Regions from separate parts of the Homo sapiens genome. Here region 1 is linked to region 2. A link is an interaction called in ENCODE POLR2A ChIA-PET data of the cell type or tissue named here. Cell type or tissue: PC-3. All regions are shown on one strand. Links, peaks and the distances in the headings refer to the core of each region. The heading gives the core; the rest is flanking DNA. Region 1 has its middle 44 kb from the start of LINC02742. Region 2 has its middle 310 kb from the start of LINC02755.

The links. Peaks named below come from ENCODE experiments on the same cell type or tissue, not always from the same donor. Only the 100,000 strongest peaks of a DNase experiment are listed, where the experiment ranks them.
Region 1: POLR2A ChIA-PET joins it to region 2 with 8 read pairs; 2 of 35 experiments call an interaction of 5 or more read pairs at or near these places.

Annotation. Positions count from the first base shown.
Region 1 is chr11:28,852,990-28,864,319 of GRCh38, reverse strand. No RefSeq gene overlaps it. Among named protein-coding and RNA genes, the nearest start is that of LINC02742, 44 kb to the left of the region's middle. In PC-3, for the core only: no CTCF peak of the experiment used is centred there; a DNase peak (open chromatin) is centred at 3,239; H3K27ac peaks cover 1,574 bases.
Region 2 is chr11:29,277,071-29,288,400 of GRCh38, reverse strand. No RefSeq gene overlaps it. Among named protein-coding and RNA genes, the nearest start is that of LINC02755, 310 kb to the left of the region's middle. In PC-3, for the core only: no CTCF peak of the experiment used is centred there; DNase peaks (open chromatin) are centred at 6,030 and 7,750; H3K4me3 peaks cover 294 bases; H3K27ac peaks cover 2,332 bases.

The DNA of each region.
Region 1 (11,330 bases), core at 2,263-10,262, 430 kb after region 2:
ATATCTGGTCTTATATTTGAAATTATTTTACATGACTAAAAAAGGAATTACACCTATTGTGGGTTTCAAGTGTCTGTTATATTTATTTCACCATCTGCCAATTAAAAAGAAATGCTCTTTTGTGTAGAATTTTCTAAAATAGTGAACACATTCATATTTTCATTGATATAATTTATGCAATCAATGTGTATGGATATACATAATTTATAATGCCAAAAAGATAAAAATTATCCATTTCAACTAACCAATTCATAAACATGTGAGTTCCACAAGCAGATCACTTGAGTTCCAATCTCAAACTAGCTGTGTTACTTTGGGTAAGGTACTTAACTTCTCTGTGCCTCAGATTAATGAGGTTTTACTGAATCAGTCTGTGCAAACTGCTAAAAGCAGTGACTGGATGCAATAAGTGCTCACTAAATGGTATCATTAACATTATGATTCTCTGAGGAACCAAAAAAAAAAAAAATCCCCAAAGTGTTCCTGCCCTCAAGGTGTTTGAAGCCTGGTGGTGAAAGGCAGTATAAAAGGTAACCAATCAGGCAGGGCACCATGGCTCATGCCTGTAATCCCAGCACTTTGGGAAGTGGAGGTTGGCATATCACTAGCAGCCAGGAGTTTGAGACTAGTCTGGCCAACATGGTGAAACTCTGTCTGTATTATTTTGTTGTCACACTGCTCTAGAGAACTACCTGAGATTGCGTAATTTATAAAGAAAAGAAGTTTAATTGACTCACAGTTCCACATAGCTGGGGAGGTCTCAGGAAGCTTGCAATCATGGCCAAAAGTAAAGGGGAAGCAAGGCACATCTTCCCGTGGTGGAGCAGGAAAGAGAATGAGGGGAACTGCCACATACTTTTAAACCATCAGCTCTCATGAGAACTCAATCACTATCACAAGAACAGTATGGGGGAGACCAGCCCCATAATCCAATCACCTCCCCCCAGGTCCCTACCCCAACATGAGGGGATTACTATTTGACATGAGATTTGGGTGGAGACACAGAGGCAAACCATATCACTGTCTCTTCTAAAAATACAAAAATTAGCCTGGTGTGGTGGCACATGCCTGTAATCTCAGCTACTCGGGAGGCTAAGGCATGAGAATCACTGGAACATGGGAGGCAGAGGCTGCAGCGAGCCAAGATTGTGCCATGGTACTCCAGCCTGGACGCCAGAAGGTAACCAATCAGTAATAAAAGGTCTGTTGAGCTACTAGTCAAAGGAGGCTAGAAGACTGAAGTAATTAAGGCTTCATTGTGAACTTCTGACTGGAAGTAGGTCTTGAAAGATGAATAGGTATAGCTAAGGATTTAGGAGAATGGCAAGGAATCAGGGCCGGGGTGTAGCCTGAAGGACAGCATGGAGGTAACAATGGACACTGCATTCATCAGATAGGGAGACATGCTTTTATGGGACAGATACTTACTATTAAGCAGAATCAAGGATGAAAGTAGATGTAGCCTATTACAGGAGGCCCATGGAAACCAAGCTAAGGTGTTTTGTTCTTGAAGATCATGTTCATGAAAGAGACATGCAGCAATATTTGGCTTGAAACAAAGTCAAGACTGCTATCTGATAGCAAATTCCTATGTGAAATACTAATGTCATTAAATTATAATTTTATCCAAAATAATTTTTCAGAGATGGATTCAGCCACAATACTAAAATTTTATATTAATAATGTATAAAGATTTTGTCATTCATTCATTCCTCTGTTGTTTCGTTTGTTTTAAATGCATCAATGCTCTAGAAAAAGTACTATAGGTGACAGGTATATTATCTATACTAAAGATTATAAAACAATGAGTAAAACTGGGCTGTGTCCTCAAGGATCCCACAGTCCAATGAGAGTAATTAAACTGGCCTTAATTATTATTCAATATAGAGAATGAGCAGTGCCATAAAAGACACATTGATAAAATACAACAGGAGTTCAGAAGTGGGAGAGGACACGTCTGTCTGCGAAGATCAGGAAAGACGGTGAGTTACACTTAGACTTAGCTTTGAGAGATACTTGAAAATAGCAGCTGAGGCATTCCAGGGTGAGAGACCATGAATGGACATAGGAAACTGCTACCCAACAGTTCAGCAAATCTTTCCAGAACACATAAGGCAATGTAACACTTCCCTTAGCAAGTTAAATATATATATATGAAAAAAGAGAATCTATGACCAAGTAAGTTCAGAAAAACTTAAACAAAATGGATCCAATTCCATTATTAAAAGACTTCTTAAAGATTTTAATATGCTAATTTGCATAATAAATCTTAACACATTAATAAGCTAATTTTACTATGGAATCCACCTCCTCAGCACATTTAAAAAGATTAATATTCAATGAAGATACATTGTAAAATGCTTGGTTAGAGCATAGAGCAGAGAATGCTTAGAGGGATCTGATGACAGAGAACTTAGAGAGCCAAGCTAATGAATTCTGGCCTTTATTCGGCAGATTTCAGAAAAACAAATCAGCAAGGGAAGCCAATGTTTGCCTCTGTAAATTGATTCATTATAGAGTGTATTCGAAACATAGCATTGGTCAATTGGGAGTCATTCTTATTCTAAAGCTTACTAGCCAGAGGAAAATTGAAAGGAATTTGCCAATATGCCCATGGTAATATTCAAATGATCATGAGCCAACATTTTAAATGTGGGTGGGATAACAGCATGTTTAAGAGGGTACAAACAGGAGGATAAGCCTGGAGACCTTACTGAACAGAATGTTTTTATGCCTCTATGTCCCCAGCTATTTTATTTCTACATTTATGTCATATTGACCTAAAAAATAAATATGATAATACAGTGAATAGGAAAGAATTTTCAGTCCTGTAGCTAAAATATGCTCTATAGAAATCCAGCTTATTGGTGCATATCCGTGTTTATTATTATTTTCCTACTTTATCACTGAGTTGTCTAGGAAAGCAGAAAAAAATGGATTTTGGTCTTTGATATTCCTACCAAGCTACAAGGAATTATCAAGCCTGAAAGCCAAAGCCAATCATATCAGGCTTTAAGAATTCTTTAAGAAAAGGGACCAAATATTTGCAAAGATGCTTGAGCTCCTTAAAACAAAGATGCAACACGCTTAGCTCACATTTCAAAAAGTAGAAAATTAAATTGATTTAAAGAGGAATTTTCTCCCCAGGAGAATCTATTTACGCAGCCTCTGCTTTCATTGCTCTTACACTCCATGAGTCATCAGGAAGTAACACAAAGTCACACAAGAACACAGAGTCCTCCTGGGATTTTGAAACAAATGGATTTGAAACTGCACAGTTGATCCTACCCAGAGGATGATATATACAGGAATTCAGCATAAGGAGAGCTTGATCAGTGCAATTAAATGTAAGCATTGCACCTGTGGAATCTGGAACAGAATGTAGCACTGTGATTTATGAGGCCAGAGTGGATGGATTTCATTAATTCATAGCCTTACTATCTTGCATATTTGCCATGTAGTAAATATTACTACCATTTTAATGATACTTGAAAATTATCAACAAATGAAATAAGAAGCATATTTTTCAACTTCCTATAAATTTATTGAGTGCCTACTGTGTGTCAACTACTGTGAAAGCAACTGGGAATACAAAAGTGAATGAGAATCAGTCTGGGTTCTTTAAAAGACAACTAAAAGTCAGTGTGATAAGTAGTAAGCTATGGGCAAGCACAAGGGCCTATATGGGCATGTTGGAAATAGACTGTACCTTCAGTGTTGGGAAGAGATGAAATAATTCTAAGCAAGTTACAGAGGACTGGACAGATTTGGCTAGGCATAGCTGGGAGCAGACCTGGGAGGTAGAAAGAGCCAAGGTTCCTGACCCAGATAAGGGTAGGACTGATTTTAATTTTGATAATATAGTATTCTGTGAAGCCAAGGACTTATGTAAAGCTTATGCAGAGCTCAGAAAAAGTTTTGCCTGTCATATTAGAAAATATGGAATCTATCCTGAGAAACATGAAAGATACTAAACTGTTTTTAAGCAATGTAAAGAAAATATATATGGAGATAATAATCATTTATCTGTTTGGGCCCAACTGGCATCCATTTCTCCTTTCTACCTGCACTCCCATTTCTTCTTGGGAATGCCTTCTTACCTCATCTCAATGTTAGTGAGATTATAATTCCAGTGCTTCTGTCTTCAAAAATTGAAAAAGTCTTTGGGGGCTCCAATAACCACATCCTTTTAGTATTTTATGGATATCACTCTAAACAAAATAAACACCTAAGATCGGCCAATCAAAGGGAGGAAAACACTTTTTCACTTTTTTTTTTCCATTTCCAGCACATAGCCAAATTTATTGAGAAAGTCCTACTGGTTTTCTTTAGAATTCCCTTCTATCTTTAAACTTCCATGCATCTTTCCAATTCTTTTTACTGTATCACTTTTTGCTTTAGGTAACTAGAGATGGTTTCTCTTGCTTGCAACTGAGAAACTCTAATTAACATAAGCAATTAGCTTGATCTCTGAAGAATGACTTGAAGAAATACAAAAGTGAAGGCATGAAAACCAGTTAAAAGGAAACTGTAGGAATCTAGTACAAGAGATAATAGGGTACAAAAATAATGTAGAGGGTAGAGGGTTTGAATGAAGTGAATGCAAATAAAATATATTAAGGAGTAGTATTGACAGGACTTTGTAATTAATTAAATGTGAAAAGTGAGGGAGAAAGAAGACTCATTTCACCCAGGTTCCTGGCCTGAGCAACTGAATATGTGATACTGCCATCCACTGAGACAGGAAACACAAAAACTGGTACACAGTTAAGGACAAAGATGAGGAGTTTGTGTTTAGACATATCCAGTGAGGCATACATGTTGAAATAGCCCATCAATTATTAACTATTCTAGAGCACAGGGAGACCTTAGTAGGACATAGAAATATGGGCATTATACAATGTTAAGAAAGAATTAAATAAAACAGATGCATCACAAACCTAGTGCCTAAAGTGAAGAGAACACAGTTAAGGATGAATAGAATCTGGATTTAAGGAAAAAGCAGAGAAAGAAAATCCACAAAGGAAAGCTGAGAAAAAAAAAACAACCATAAAGATAGGCAGGTAGAAAAAAAAAAAAAAGTTGGTAATGGAAATCAAGTAACAAGAGGAGCAATTGGCCAAGAGAGATTTAGACTTATTGACTTTAATAAACAAGAGATTATTAGTGACTCCATCAGATAGCTATCCATACACAAATGCAACATGACAAACAACCCTCAAAATCAGCGGTTTAAAACAATAATCCTGACACCTCCCCAGAATTACATTCTGCTATGCTTCTTGTACAGCCTGCAGAACTGTGAGTCAATTAAATCTTTTATTATAAATTATCCAGTCTCAGGTATTTCTTTATAACAGGGCAAGAACAGCATAATACAGAAAAGTGGGCCAGATACAGTGGCTCATGCCTGTAATTTCAGCACTTTTGGAAGCCAAGGAATGTAGATTGCTTGAGCTCAGGAGTTTGAGACCAGCCTGGGCAACATGGCAAAACCCCATTTCAAAAAAAAAAAAGACAAAAATTAACAGAATGTAGTGGTGTGCACCTGTAATCCCAACTACTCAGGAGGCTGAGGTGGGAGGATCACTGGAGCCTGGGAGGTCAAGGCTACAGTGAGCCATGATTGAGCCACTACACTTCAGCCTGAATGACAGAGCAAGACCCTGTCTCAAACCAAAAAAAAAAAAAGAAAATAAAGAAAAGAAAAATGGTAACAAGGAGTAGGGAGTGGGGCTTTGCTATAAAGATAGTTGACGATGTTGAGGTGACTTTGGAACTGGGTAACAGGCAGAGGTTGGAAGAGTTTGGAGGACTCAGAAGAAGACAGGAAGATGAGGGAAAGTTTGGAACTTCTTGGAGACTGGTTAAATGGCTGTATCCAAAATGCTGATAGTGATATGGACGATGAAGTCCAGACTGTCAAGGTCTCAGATTGAAATAAGGAACTTATTAGGAACTGGAGCAAAGGTCACATGTGTTATGTCTTAGCAAAGAGCTTGGCTGCATTCTGTTTATGCCCTAAGGATCTGTGGAATTTTGAACTTGAGAGTGATGATTTAGGGTATTTGGTGGAAGAAATTTCTAAACAGCAAAGTTTTCAAGACGTGGTCTGGCTGCTTCTAACAACCTATGCTCAGATGTGGGAGTAAAGGAATGACTTAAAGTTGGAAGCTATATTTAGAAGGAAAGCAGAGTATAAAAGTTTGGAAAATTTACAGCCTAGCCATGTGGCAGAGAAAGAAAAAGCTTTTCCAGGAGAGAAATTCAAGCAGGCTGTGGAGCAACGACTTGCTAAATATATTAGTATAACTAAAGGGGAGCCAAGTACTAATATCCAGGACAATGGGTAAAAGGTCTTGAAGCCATTTCAGAGAACTTTGAGGCAGCCCCTCCCATCTTAAGCCCAAAGGTGAAAGAGAGAAGAATGGTTTCATGGTCAGGCCCAGGGCCCTGCTGCCCTGCACATAATGCTCCCCACATTCCAGCCACTCCAGCTCCAGCCTTGGTTCAAAGGGGCCCAAGTACAGTGCAGGCTGCCACTCCAGAGGGAGCAAGCTACTGTAAGCCTTCTTGGCTTCCACGTAGTGTTGAGCCTGCAGGAGTGAGCCTGCAGAGCAAGTGAGGCTTAGCAACCTCCACCTAGATTTCAAAGGATGTATGAAAAAGCCTGGGTGCCCAGCTGAAAGCCTGCTGCAGGGGTGGAGCCCCATAGAGAACCTCTACTAGTGAAGTGCCAAAGGGAAATGTGGTGTTGGAGCCCCCACACAGAGTTCCCAATGGGTCATTGCCTAGTGGAGCTGTGAGAAGGGGACTACCATCCTCCAGACCCCAGAATTGTAGATACACCATCAGCTTGCACCCTGTGCCTGGAAAAGGCACAGGCGCTCAACAATGTGAGAGCAGCCTGGTGGGCCTGTACCCTGCAGAGTCATGGGGTCAGAGCTGCCCAAGGCCTTAGGAGCCCACCCTTGCAGCAGTGTGCCCTGGATGTGGGACAAGGAGTCAAAAGAGACTATTTTGAAACTAGGAGATTTAATGACTGCCCTGCTGAACTATGAACTTGCATGGGGTCTGTAGCCCCTTTCTTTTGGCCAATTTCTCCCTGTTGAAATGAAAGTGTTTACCCAATGCCTAAAGCCCCATTATGTCTTGGAAGCAACTAACTTGTTTATTATGTTACAGGGTCATAGGTGGAAGAGATGTGCCTTATCTCAGATGAGACTTTGGACATTTGAGTTAATGCTGAAATGAACTTTGGGGGACTGTTAGAAAGGCATGATTGTATTTTGCAATGTGAAAAAGACATGAGATTTGGGAGGGGCCAGAGGTGGAATAATATAGTTTAAATATTTGTCCTCACCCCAATCTCATGTTAAATTGTAATCTCCAATGCTGGAAGTGAGGTCTGGTGTGGGGTGTTTCGATCATGACGGTGAATCCCTAATGGCTTGGTTCTGCCTTCTCAATAGTGAGTGAGTTCTCTTGAGATCTGGTCATTATAATAGAGTGTGTGACATACCAACCCCCCAATGGTCAATCTCTCTCTTTCTGGCTTCTGTTCTTACCATGTGACGTGCCTACTCCCCTGCCATGATTGGAAGCTTCCTGAGGCTTCCTCAGAAGCAGATGCCACTATGCTTCTTATACAGCCTGCAGAATAATAAGCCAATTAAATCTCTTTCCTAATAAATTACCTAGTCTCACGTATTTCTTTATAGCAGAGCAAGAATGGCTTAATACAGTAGCATATATGGTAACTGAATTTTCTGAAACATTTAGTGGTTTTTTATTAGACAGCTCTACCAGAGCCATCTAATAAAACTTTCTAGAATAATGGAAAGAGCCTTTATTTGTGATGTCCAATAAGAGAGCTACTAGTCACATGCGGCTACTAAGTACTTGAAATATAGTTAGTATGAGTAATGAACTAAATTTTAAATTTTAATGAATTCTAATTTAAACAGCTACTTGGGTAGAGGCTACCATGTAGGATAATACAGCTTAGGCTTAATTGCAGTATTTTGGGCATATTAGGCTGCTGTGTGATCATAATATCTACTAGGTATCACTGTAAATTTTTCAGAAGTCTTATCAAAAGAACCTACAGTCATACCATGTAGTTAGTCTGTATTCTGAGACCATGTATACATCAGCTATTTCCTAGATTTAATCTTCAGCCCCAGAATTTATCAGAATTGAAGTTTCTTTTATTATCTGGAAGAGTTGGAGATAAGAACCTCTTTTACTTTCCAACCCAACAGGTTATAGACTTTGCATTCTCACCAAATTTTGCTACAATCTGATTCGTATTTTTCTAAGCTTATCTCTTTCTTAAAGTAGTATATCAAACACAAGTAAAAGAAACAAGAGTGCACTTCAACATTTTGCTTAGGGTTTACTCAGCCAAGTACAAAAATCTATTAAATACATTTACTATCTTCCCAGTTATTGTAACAGACAATATTACTAATTTCATCACTATTTTACGTGGATTGCCATTTACCCAGCCTCTTCTCATTGTTCCTTCATCACTGACCTAGTGATGAGGGAACATCACTGGCTAGTTCTTTTTTTTTTTTTTTTTTTTTTGAGACAGAGTCTGTCTTGTCACCCTGGCCGGAGTGCAGTGGCACGATCTTGGCTCACTGCAACCTCTGCCTCCCAGGTTCGAGTGATTCTCCTGCCTTAGCTTCCTGAGTAACTGGGATTACAGGTACCTGCCACCATGCCCGGCTAATTTTTGTATTTTTAGTAGAGATGGGGATTTGCCATGTTGGCCAGGCTTGTCTCGAACTCCTGACCTCAGGTGATCCTCCTGCCTTGGCCTCCCAAAGGGCTGGGATTATAGGCTTGAGCCACCTTGCCCGGTCCACTGGTTAGTTCTAACACTAGCTAGTTCTCAAACTCATGCCACAAATTGTAAGTATTTAATACAGCAGCACTTCACTTTCAGGTGCCAAATTTTGTATCAGTCAGCTACTTTATTTTCAGGAAATGTAGCTTTGCAGCACTTGATTAGGCCAGATCCAGTGGGGATGGTTCCAACCTGCACTATACATCTTTCATCTTTCTCCTGGGACCAGTAGACTATCCCAGAAATGTCATTCTCATGAAAAAAGCAGGGGCATGAGAAGGTAAGCTCAGTCACACAGAAATTTTTAAGATTTTTTTAATGCCATGCCTGCTAATATCACATCAACAAAAGTAATCCACATGGTCAAACTCAAAGTCAAAAAGCAGGGAAATAGTGGTAGGAACTGCAAAGTCATATGGTACAGAGTATAGCTATACGATGAGTGAAGAATTAGGACCATTAGTGAAATCTAGCATAGTTTCTTTGCTGAGAGAATTCAGTTGACCAGTAATTAACGGAGCCAGATCACAAAAGGTAAAGAGTTAATGGCAGAAAATAGAAAGTAAGACATCTAAATGACGTACTTCATAGGATCATGGGTTACTAGGGTTACAAGGAACCATGCAGGCTATTCAGTAAAACTGTCATCTTGAAGCTTGATTTTTTTCCCTAAAAACCTCTCAGCGAGTACTCTTCATGTGACTTCTTGGGTGTCTTTACTGACAAAAAGCTAACCACATATACTTATTATACTATATTCTGAGAAATCTATGTTCTTCATGTATTTCTTGAAACTCTTTCTGAAACAAGTCAAGGGGTAATGAAATAATTCTACTGTCATGTGTCTGTGACTACTTAGTATCAGTTTTGTTCTTTATGACAATGCAGAATAAGACCATTCCTTCATTTGTGAAATAGCATTCTGAATGACTGAAGTCAACCATGATGCCCATTGCCAAAATAGCCCACCTTCAACCTATATTTACCTAGTTCCATTGGCTGTTTCCGATAAAATGGGGTCTGCTTATCTATCTGATTTGGGCTTTGGAGCACTAACAAACTTTGTATTATAGCAGAGGTAATTATCTAGTTCTATAAAAAGTTACACTACTTATTAGAATTTACAAGTACAATATTTTAATCATTGTTGCATTAGCAAGATGATCAGTTCTTGAGGAACTCGATGAAGGTAGGTTAATCTGGTTTTGATGCTGAATTGTGAGTATTACATAAATAGATAATTGTAGAAAGGAATATTCTCTGACTCTTCTTTGAAAGGAAATGCTCCTACAACATATGCAATTATTTTATATTCAATTGTGAATTCAATAAAAATGATAAAATATACTCATACAATTGATAGGGGATATTAACTTGGTAGAGTTGCCTGTAACTCAGAATAACAAAGTAGTTAAAATTAACACTTGATTAATTTTTAAAATAGTCTATCAGAAAAAGGACAAAGTTTACTGGGGATAATTGTTAGCTTTTGCACTAAAGAGCTTTGAAAAAAAGTCAGAAAGTCTGGTTAGACTTATGTACAGCATAAAAGATGGAAATATCAAGGTGGCTTGCAAGCTGGGAGGGAACTAGTACTGTTCGGTTGCTTCTTAATAATTATTAATTAGTTACAATGGATAATTAATGATAAAGAGTAATAATATTGATGAAATAAATACAAGAGAGGAACTACAAATAATAGGGTGGACTCATAGACTAGCAGAGATTAGAGATGAAGTTAGCAGGTAATACCATTACAATGGAGTTCATATTTAATGTTGATGCTTGCTTTAATTTATATTATGGCTGCCTATTAAACAGGATGAGGAGGTTTTTAGAAGTGGACCCTACTGTACACTTTTTCATGAATTTTCTAAACATATCCATTTATATTCAGATAAGATAGATACATAGAAGAGAAAGAGATGAGAACCAGATCCATATTTTTAATGTTATTAAAATATAACAAAAATCACTCAAGACTGCTTACCCAAAGCAGGGCTCTCTTCAGATTCCCATTAGTGTCTGCATGGGATTCAGCCAATGGAATATTTAATATTAATTTTATTTCTTAAGAGGGCTATGGATTTTTTAAATAAGAAAATAGTACAAGTGTGAAATGCTGGCTACATTTGATACTTTTCCTGAAAGAAGGTATTTAGTGCCAGTAAATGGCTGACATGAGCTGCTATCACTTCTGAGAAACAAGAGAGATGCCCTAGCCCAATTTCCTCATACTCTGGATGTTGCTTCATCTTACGTAAAATCCAACTGAGTCCTTATTATTAACACTCATCACGTTTTGGTTTCGTTTATTTATGCTAATTTATTCAAAGGCCTCTCGTTCATCATCTTTTCAAAATGGATTATTTCCTATGGACTGATAGGGGTGGAAAAGCAAAAGCAGAAAAAGCCAGTTATTACACACATCTCAGGCCAGACAAAGTGGTGGAGAGGGATAGTAATAGCCCAG
Region 2 (11,330 bases), core at 1,098-9,097:
GAGACTGTAAACTAGTTCAACCATTGTGGAAGTCAGTGTGGCGATTCCTCAAGAATCTAGAACTAGAAATACCATTTGACCCAGCCATCCCATTACTGGGTATATACCCAAAGGATTATAAATCATGCTGCTGTAAAGACAGATGCACACGTATATTTATTGAGGCACTATTCACAATAGCAAAGACTTGGAACCAAGCCAAATGTTCAACAATGATAGACTGGATAAAGAAAATATGGCACATATACACCATGGAATACTATGCAGCCATAAAAAATGATTAGTTCATGTCCTTTGTAGGGACATGGATGAAGCTGGGAACCATCATTCTCAGCAAACTATCGCAAGGACAAAAAACCAAACACCGCATGTTCTCACTCATAGGTGGGAACTGAACAATGAGAACACATGGACACAGGAAGGGGAACATCACACACCCGGGCCTGTTGTGGGGTGGGGGGAGGGGGGAGGGATAGCATTAGGAGATATACCTAATGTTAAATGACGAGTTAATGAGTGCAGCACACCAACATGGCACATGTATACATATGTAACTAACCTGCACGTTGTGCACATGTACCCTAAAGATTAAAGTATAATAAAAAAATTGGAACAAATATGTATAAAACCTAATAAATAGTTTTGTTCAATCTTAAAAAAAAAGAAAAGAATTACCTTTTTAAACTGAACTTTAGGAGTAGACAATAAACTGACTATGACCCATTTTTAAATGTAAAATATCCCTTTTCAACTTTTGTTGAATTTTCTTATTTGAATTATCCAGTTACCTTTAGAAGAATCATCTAGGTTTCCTTAAATAATAAAACCATGGAGATAATAAGACATGCATAATATGTAGTGAAAGAGTTAATGTATAGCCAAGATTACTGCTAGAAATAAAATGTCTGTGTACTTATGTGTTCCAGTATGCACATCCGGGAAAAACAACTGGTTAATTCAAAATCAAGAAATGGTGTCTATATATGCTTTGAAGCATAATCATTGTTAATTTAATAATGACCTGGTTTTGATTGTGTGAGGGATTAAACTGTGTCTTATTCACAGCTGTATGCTTAGTAACTAACACAATAAATATTTATCAAATAAATGAGGAAAATGCTGCCTGAAGCAGCCCCAAACCACTTCTCCCTCTCCCCAAGACTGTTATTTCTGCAAGGAAGTGTAACATGGATAAAATGCAAATGTAACTACAAAAATTAAAATGCTTAATCATTTTGAGTATAAGTGATTCTAAAGAAAGCAAGATATCATTTTAAAAAGTGAAGTTTGCTTATCTATAGATGTACAAACAAGGCCTTAATTTTTTAGCTATTACTAGATTCATTATAATTTTTTACTACTTTGCTTAGTCTTTTTTCCTGTCTATATATAATTGTATATAAGCCTATGTATCACTTCGAAACCCACAAGTCCTCAAGAAAATAATTATAGCTTAATCCTTTTGATGCCAGCATTTAAACAGAGCATTGGTATTTTTATTTTTTTAAATATGAATTTGATAGTAACTCTTTATATATCAATTTATAAGTATAAACACCCACTTTTAGAATATATAGAAATAAAAGCACTATATATTATTATTTCAGTTTCTTAATATTATCTGATGTTTTCAACTCTTCTTACTATGCAAATATATTGGACTTTTTCTTTATGTTGAAGAATATTTTTGAATATGATGGGAAATATGAAAACACAAGATGTTGCATTACAGAAATGTTCTATTTAAAGCATCTTTGTGGATTGTAAACATCATACTCCTTGTATGTTTTTGTGTTAAAAATTCTGTTCATAGTGACTGTACAAGGCTATTTTAACAACCACTTTTTCTTTTCTCTACCGTAAGTCTTTGAGATGCCTCATATCTACTATCAAATGATATTTGAAAAGGGATATGTCTATCTGACACCAAGAAGTTTGATCGTTTTAATTAATTTTCTGGGTGATTCAATTACAAAGCATTCATTTAAGAAAAAAAAATACATATCACATGAGCTTGTCCAGTGCCTAATCTCTGACCAGGAAATAGAAGGGAGGGAAATGATAGGAAAGCTTATAAGGAACTCAAGTCAACAAAATTGTGATTGTTGGATTAAATAATCATTTTAAATGACTGGAATATAATTGATTTACCTTGTCAGACATAGTTAAAAATAAATTCTAAGTATTGCATGCTCAGATGTACACTGATCTAATGTACATTCATAGCTTGCGTGGCATTGTTCAATAGAGAAAACTTCCTCAAATATTTTTCACAATAGGGTTAGTGAGAAATAAACTTCCAAGTTATGTAGCATGTAAGTTATTTATATAACAGAGGAAATTAAGAATGTTTCTGTATTTCTAAAGGCCCAAAAAGGAGAAGATGAGGGGGATGGATGGAAAGAAGTGTTTTGAATAGTGGAGGTAAGGGAGGTAGAAGCTTCCATCCAAGAAAGGAAGTTTTAACCTCTTCTTAGATTAAGGAGGAGACAGAGACAGGGTGGCTGGTGGCACGTCCCTGCATCCCAGATGTGGACTATCAGGCCAATAGGAAAGATTATGTAAGGGTCATCTCAGAACCAGCTTAGATCAGAAGTTTTGTTTGTTCTGGTTTTTTTTTTCCAGCTTAATTGAAGTATAATTGACAAATTAAAATTATATACTCCATGTACTGCATAAAGATGTTTTGGTCAATGAGAGACTGTACATATAATAGTGGTCTCAGAAGATTTTCATATCGTATTTTTATCATACCCTTTCTATGTTAGATATGCTTAGATGCACAAATACTTACCATTGTGTTACAATTGCCTGTAACCTTCAGTAAAGTGGCATGTTGTACAGGTTTATAGCCTAGGAACAATAGGCTATACCATATAGTATAGGTGTGTAGTAGACTATACCATCTAGGTTTGTGAAAGTACACATGATGATGTTTGTGCAAAGACAAAATCAACTAAAGACAAATGTCTCAGAACGCATGTCTGTAGCTGAGCAATGCGTGATTGTATATTTAAAGTACTCAAAGTGATGTTTTGATATATGTATACATTGTAAAAGGATTACCATGATCAAGCTAATTAACATACCCATCACCTCATATAGTTACCTTTTATGTGTATGTGTGTGGTAAGAATACTTAAGATCTACTCTCTTAGCAAATTTCAAGTATGTAATACATTACTGTATACATGATGACCGTACTCACTATGCTGCATATTAAGTCTCAAAAATTATCACATATTTAGAAGTTTCTATCCTTTGACCAATATCTTTTCATTTTTCCCACTTCCCCAACTCCTTGTAACCACCCTTCTACCCCGTTTCTATGACTTACACTTTAATTTCACATATAAGTGAGTTCATACGGTATTTGTCTTTCTGTGCCTGTTTTGTTTCATGTAGCATAATGTCCACCAGGATCATCTATGTTGTTGCAAAGCTGGAAGAACATCAGTTTTCAAGAGCCAGAGGGCAGGTACTGTCAATTGACCACAGCATTATAGGGTAACAGGAGCAATTTTTAAAATGATAGCCTCCATCAATTAAGATTTCAGTCACCTCCATATTTAAATCCTGGTAAGAAGATAACCCAAATTTACTCAAAGTGAAATTCCTATATTTCACTGGTGAGAACTCTGAGGTATTAAATCTACTTTAAAGAGAAAAAAAAAACTATGATATCTCCTGCTTCTTCTGATTGTGGACTGAAATTCATACCTCCTACATATATTTACATACATATCTACATCTGTACTTTTCTGGAAATATGGTCAAAAGGTAGATATACAGAGATATTTAGCCTTGGGTAATAAAAATATAGGTCACTATTAATAATAAAGATTCCTCAGAATATAAATGTAAAAAATACTTCTGTTCCTGAAGTTGTTTTCTTGTCCTACTGTGAGTGCAGGTCATAGCTATTTCACTTTAGACAGACCAGAACTATTTATACTATTTCTTTAGAATTTTTTTTCATACAGTGTATTATTTATCTCCAACTCAACTATCCCAAGGCAGTTTTATTGCTCCAGGGGAGCCATTTGTCTACCAAGGGTACCAAAAAAGTAGAATTCAAATATCATACAAAATCTGCAAAAATATAATTCCGTTAATTGATATATGCAACATATCATTTGCCAAACATAATGTAAACATATTTTTAAATTCTAATTTGGAGAAACACTTAAAGGCAGGAACCCTGTTTTGTTTAGGATTACATGCTCAACAGAGTATCTTTCATGAGTGAATTAATTCAAAATTATTCTATGTTGAAAAATAATAAATTACTTTCTACATTTCCAGAATGTTAAAAATGCAGGGACTCATTTTATAAAAACCAACACTAGCATTACTGTAGATCTTTGCAACCCTTACTTTTTCACATGTGCATTGTTTGACAACCTGAGGCTTCTTTATACACCCAACACTGGGACTTCCACAGGGCAACTCCCAAACGAACATTTAACTGTCCCATGCAGGTGTTGTTTTCTCTGGCCAACAAAACAGTTTGATCCATGTCACCAACTATGGCAATGGTGTCTGTGTAATTAAGTGTTTATGTTTTGCCTTTAAATTTAAAAAAATAAAGGAAAAACAAAGGTAGAGGCTAGAAATAAAATAGTAGTTTCCCTTATCTTAATACAGTAGAGACTAAGGTGAAAGTCATTAGGCTTGCTGAAAGAGGTGATTCTTTAGCCTTGATTGAATTCTCACTAAAGTTATGATGGTTGACAGTATTTGATTTTGGAATTAAAAGAACAAATGAAAGCACATGTATGAAAATTGTTTCTAAATTTAAGTAAACATTCTATGTTTTAATTCTGAGCACGTAAAAATTCTGTAATGACATGCACGTCTGCCGCCTACTTGACTTTACTACATGCTTTTAAGTCATTGAGAAAGTCGAAGCTGCCAGTTTCTCAAACTATCTACCTTAATCTAGTACACGCAGTGTCAACACTGTGGGTGTTGAAGTCAGGAAACACTTGGCTGCAAATTCTGATTCTTCTACTAATGTGTTATGTTGGCCATCCTCAAGAGTGTCTATGTATAAAGTTTGCAAGGAGTTGTGGGGATTCAAGGAATGTTTTTAACTGCCTTGCATCCTACTTAAATGTGAGTCAAGACAAGTATTGTCTTTGCACTAAAGGCTTACCTGTGTTTCAGTGTGAATAGAATCTCTTCCTTCTTTCTTTCTACCTATCTAAATGCCACTCATTTCGAAGAGATTCAGGATCATCCATCTTCCTTTTGAAATACATCTCAGACTAAACATACACAGGCACATAAATCTTCTGTATTTGTGTGCGTGTGTGTGTGTGTGTGTGTGTGTGTATATATATATATGTTTATATATTGTATCTATTTTAAATGTTCTCCTTGCCACTTCTACAATATTGTCTATACATTCATTCACAGAATCAAAATAAAATATTTTACTTAACTGTTATCTTTGAAGGTTATATGTTTCTATAGCTTATCTTACCAAAAAGCCTATTAGTTCTTTGAAGGTCATGCGTGTGTCTTAGCCAATGACTTGTCTTAGGCACATTGGCTGACGAAGCCTAGCATTAAACCTAGAAGTCAGAGACCAAAGTCAGCTCTTCAAGATGCAAGGACTTTCTGAGGGAGGCAGAGGAAAGGTGTTCTCTGTAGACATTTTTATTCACCAAATTATGGTGATTTGGCCAGAGGTGCATGTAGATAATTCCTTGAGTTTATTATTGAGGAGTCCTTGGAGTATGCTATCATTTTCAGTACAGTTTGTACCCAAATGTAGATACCAACCTGAAAAGAAGGGTTGACTAATTCAGTGAGAAAAGTTACAGTTAAAGTAATTTTCAAAAATCCTGAATTTTCTGGCTTATTTATCCACCCAGTCCATGTTGAGAGGAGACACAGCTAGGATTCCATTTCATCTGCCCAAAGCAGGGGACCTGGACAAGGAGGCAGAGACATGAGTTTAGATCTGAATATGAGATGACTCAGCCCCAACCTCATCCTTGGCTTTTGTGGCAGTGCTTGAGTGACTCATTTTTCTGGCACTGTCTTTGTTAACTCCTGGGATCAAAAGTGTCCTGTTTACATAGCCTCACGTATGGCTACTCACTCTGCTTTTTGTTTTAAAAACACTGTCGGCTTCCATCCTCCAACTGTTTGGTGCTGTTCACTGATGAGGAAAATGACTTGGTTATGCTCCCCCTCCCACTCAATTACTTACTCCTCTTCTTGCCAAACATCTGACCTTTCTGCTCACCTTTTCCCCTATTTGGTCAAGGTAAAGGTATATGTATATTTTATTTTCAAAGAATGTGTTAGAGGCCTTGATTGTTTACATTGGTCCCTGTAGCATGTTCTTAATATGTAATTATTTCCTAAGATATAGGAGTGGATATTAACGAATTCCCAATTCTTGCAGTCTGAAGAGTGTCATTATTTTTTAAAGAAATGTTTCCTATTTTTCAATTCAGATGCCATACAAACTTCAGAACTCTATCTACTAAAGTAATATTCACTCTGGGAATGAGTAACAAGCTGGCAGCAAGGGGGTCTCTAAGGATGGCACCATTAAACAATCTAGTCAAGGAAATAATTAAGATCCCTCCCCCAGCCCTCCCCTCACAACCTGCTCTCCCCAAAGCATTCTGAATTTGTAGTTCCTTGCCCCCACACACACCCTAATGGAATAAAAATGACAAGCAGGAAAGTGCTCCAAGGCCCACCCACCTAAAGCAAACTACCTCTGATCATTGTAACTCACACTCATCCAACATTGGTCTTTGGGGACTCTCTCCCTATTGAAAAGTCATTATTCAGGCCCCCTGTCGCAGTGTTTCCAAGGTAAAGAATAGCTTTCTCCCTGACGCTTTGGACAAGCTGTCCTGATTCAGCAGGAGAAATCTGAAAATCGTGATGTTTGGGCACTTCCTAATCCATTATTCAAATCCATAGACACTCCTAGCATTTAGACAGGAGCCTCCTCCCTGCACCCTCTGGAGAGAATCACTCATTCAAGTGACTGATGTAAAAATCAATCCCTTCACTCTTTAAAATATGTCATTTATTCCCCTTTCTGGCTTCTTTTGTATTCTGATGGCTGCCAACTGCAATTGGTTAAAGGTACAACTTAAATAGCACCAGGTGTTTGTGGCTATTGGATACCCTGATGTTCTAAAATCCACACCATCACCCCTCTCACTGTTACCACCCCCAATAGCCCTTTAATTAAACTGCAAACTGTTATACTCTATCAGAATAAGAGAGTGCAAGTGTTAATGACAGCCTGGTTTCAGCATTAAAATCTGAGGAATAAAGCTGCAAATGTGTGATCACACAGCAACTCTAAACAACCCCTGTGTTGTAAAAGGAACATAGATTATTTATAAAAATTAGGCTTCTGCTTAATTAATCTTCCCTGTAAATATGGCTCATGGAGGATAGCAATGGTCAAGTACTGTGTCATTGTAAGAGTATTTACACACAGATAGCATCGCACTCATACATACAAGCAGGCAGATGCATGCACACGCGCGCACACACACATACACACACACAAACACACAGAGCTTTGATAATTGCTAGGATGCTGTTTAGCATACTTTCAAAGAGTCAAAAAATAAAAAGAGTAGAGTGGAGAAAATACAGCTATACTCTTACCTAACCATGGAAAATACCACCTGCTAATAAATGTGAAACCAGGGTGGTGTTCTTCGGTGTGAATCTAGAGTGAGTCATTTCTTTGTCTCTCTCCAGTCCAGCTCCAACAATGGAGAAACCTGTGAGAAGTTGCTTTAGAGCACACACAGAAAATGTCTTCCTGCTTAAGGACCTCAGGTTTTGTCTCGAACTTGTTTCTCTTCACACCAGCCTCAGTCCCTTTTCCCTGATCACTCTTTAACTGGAAAAGTTTATGCATTTCTAAAGAAATGATGGAGGACCACATGATACCACCTTTTCAGTTCTCTCATACTTTTTACCTGATTAATTCATTTATATTTTTATGAGAGTGATCAGTTCTTGCTGGAGGAAGAGTGCTGCCTTCTCAGCTAATGACGGTATTTTCTTCTTATCCTTTACTGCTACCAACTTGTGTTAAAATAATTAAATGTCTTGCGTTTGCTTCACTGACCAGCATTTCTCCTAGCTGACCGGGAAGAGTAGAAGCCCTCCTTAATTCTGGGAAATTCCCAAAGGGAAAGAAAAGCTTATATGTAATATTTATTTCCTGAGTACAAAGAATTCATCGGGTTGTTCTTCATTTCACACACAGGCTTTACTGAAATGAAACAATTGTATTTTCTAGAGAGGAAAATGTAGATGATAATAATGGAATGCTTTAATTACACTCATTCCATAAAATAGTGCCCTTTGTGGTGATCTAGAAACTCCTGAAATGTGAATGTACAGGTTGCCTGATTAAACTAAGATGGGTATTGTGAGAATGTGTGAAGCGAGGCTGCATAGGTGTAAAAACAGACACAAGGACAGTCTTGTGTTTTCTAACCCGCTATGCACCATAGTCAGGTTTCTGTTGCTGTTTGCCAATATCAGCTGAATGTCAATGTCAGCTTGCTTAGTTAAATAGTTCTTGCTTATAGGGATTTGTGAATGTATCATTATTTTTATGACTAATTTTTAAAAATCAGACAATTGAATTTATTATTTTTCCTTTACCTTTTAAAGTGTTCTATCCACTTGACTATAAGGTTCAACCTCAATGTCCTGTAGAATTTTATCATTTTCTATTTTAATATCTTACCACACATTTTCCTTATCTGATTGTAAACCTAATTCTTCTTTAATAAAGGTAATTTATGTTGACCAAAATAATGAACAAACACAATCACATACTCTTCTCTGATTTTGTTGTACTACCTAACTGGCTAATAAAATAATAGGCATGGGCACTGTAAAATCACGTAGTTAAGTTTTTGTATCTTTTTGTTGTTATTTCCTTCCTAGAAATTTTGCAAGAGCTGCCTCCCTTTCATTGCTCCTGTATTCTAGGCTTATTTGGTTGCTTCTGGACTTATTTCTTACAAGTCATATTTTCCATGTGGAAGTTTCTTTTATTTAAATAAAAGAAAACCAGAATAGAAAAGATAAGGGCTTAGGGAATTTGGTTGCAAATAGAAGCTGAAAAAAATCTAAAGAATCATTTTAGAAATGGTTAGGTAGCTAAATTTGGCAATAGTGCAGAAAACAGGGATTCTCATTTCTTGTTAATGGAAATAAATCTGTTACAGTGTTTCTGAAGACAAACGTGACAACCCATTATTAGTATATCGAACTTGCATACCTCTTGATGTAGCTATTTATCCTGTACAAATCAATCCTAAAGGAGGAAGGAAGGCTTTTTACAATTATATGGCTATAAGGATCTTATTGTAGTTTACATCTTGTAATAATAAAACAGTGAAAGTAAATTTAATGCCCAGTCATAGAAAATGTATTAAATTATAGCAGTCTCATATTATGCAATATTATGCAGCCTTGAAAAATATTTTTAAAATATTTTTCCGTGAAAAATATGTGATGTCATGGAAAGATAAACATAGTATATCTTATTGAAGAAAAACAGTTTACAATGTAATATTATTTTTCAATCCAGTTTTGTAAATAAAAAAGATTACATTTGCATAAATGAAAGGACAGAATGATATAAGCAAAAATAAAATGTTAGTAACAAGTATTTTTCAATACACATATGAACACAGATTTATTGTTATTCATATCTATATTTTAAAATTTTAAATAAAAAGTCATATTACAATTATAATAAGAAAATTAAATTTTTAAGTGAGAAAAAAGAACTGATTGAGTAGCAGAAAGGTTATAAGTTTAGGTTTTTAAGATATAAATTGTTAGTATGACTTATTTGTCCCTTTTTATCATAAGTATACATATACTATTTCAATTGCAATAATTATACACTAAGCCATCTAGCTTCAGAGTATACTAACATACATTTAAAACTGTAATGTTAAAAAAAAAGGAGAAAATGGAGATACAGCATCACTTATTAGCATTTGACCCTATTTAATTAAAACGTGCAGATACGCCACAAATATCCCATATGCTTATGTATGTATAATTTTTAATTGGAAATACATTTCTGAATTCCCCATCCTCTGTTTGAAGCAATTGTCCAGGTTTCTAATTGCCTAGATCTCTTTTCTTTCTTTTTACTCATTTAAGTCTGGGTACAATTTTTAAACATGGCTCCTCCTTTGCATCTGAGTGGCTTATTGGTTGGCATCCTAAGCAATGAGAAAAGCATAAGCAAGGCATCTGCTATTGGAGAAAATTGAATGAGGAAACAGAATCATATTTGGTTGTTTGGATTAAGGGTTGATGTGGAGATAGGGTAAAGGATAGATCTGAAGGAAGATCCTAACTCAATTTGTTCCATTACTTTCATAATAAGATCCAAAGTGAGAAGAACCATGGCTTATTAATATCCACATCATGGACCGTCTGAGTTTGGATCTTATCATTAAAGTAACAGGTTTAATCCTCAGAGTAATTAGATCCTATTCATTTTCTAAGAATATCATGTTGGCTACAGCAAGGAGAATCCTTTGATGATTGAACTGAGGAGAACCTGTAAGGCTATTGTCTTCGTTCATTAGGGCTTTTATAGCAAGAATACATAAACTGAGTGGTTAATAAACAACAGATATTTATTCCTCCCACTGTGGAGGCAGGGAAGTCTATGATCAAGGCACTGACAGGGGCAATCAATGTCTGATGAGGACCCTGTTTCTGGTTCATAGATGGTGCCTTCCAGCTGTGTACTCACATTATGGAAAGGATGGGCCATTTCTCTAGGGATGCTTTTATAAAGGCACTAATCTCAGTCGTGAGTGTTCTACCCTCATGACCTAATCATCTCCCAAAGGCCACACTTCCTAATATCAGCATGAAAGTTAGAATTTCAACATATGAATTACAGGGGCAAGGTGGGGAATGGGCACAAACATTCAAACATAGAAGCTATTATTTAAATGTAACTTGGAAATAATTGGACCCTTTTAAAGCAATAAAGATTGAGGCAAGGATATAGATATCAGTGAAATTAAGAAGTGTAATGATATGCTTTTGCAACCCACCTGATGTGAGATGATAAGGGAGAAATTTAGATAAAATTGCCAGTCATCTGGCTTAGGTAAATAGTGTGGATAAATGGAAGAAAATCTTTCCATAGTCTACCCATTTTATACATATAATTTTTAAATGATTTAGTATTACATACCCTCTTGATTTTTGCCTCTAACTTTTGCTAACACCCAAAACTTTGTATATTTCAATATCTACTTTATTTATAA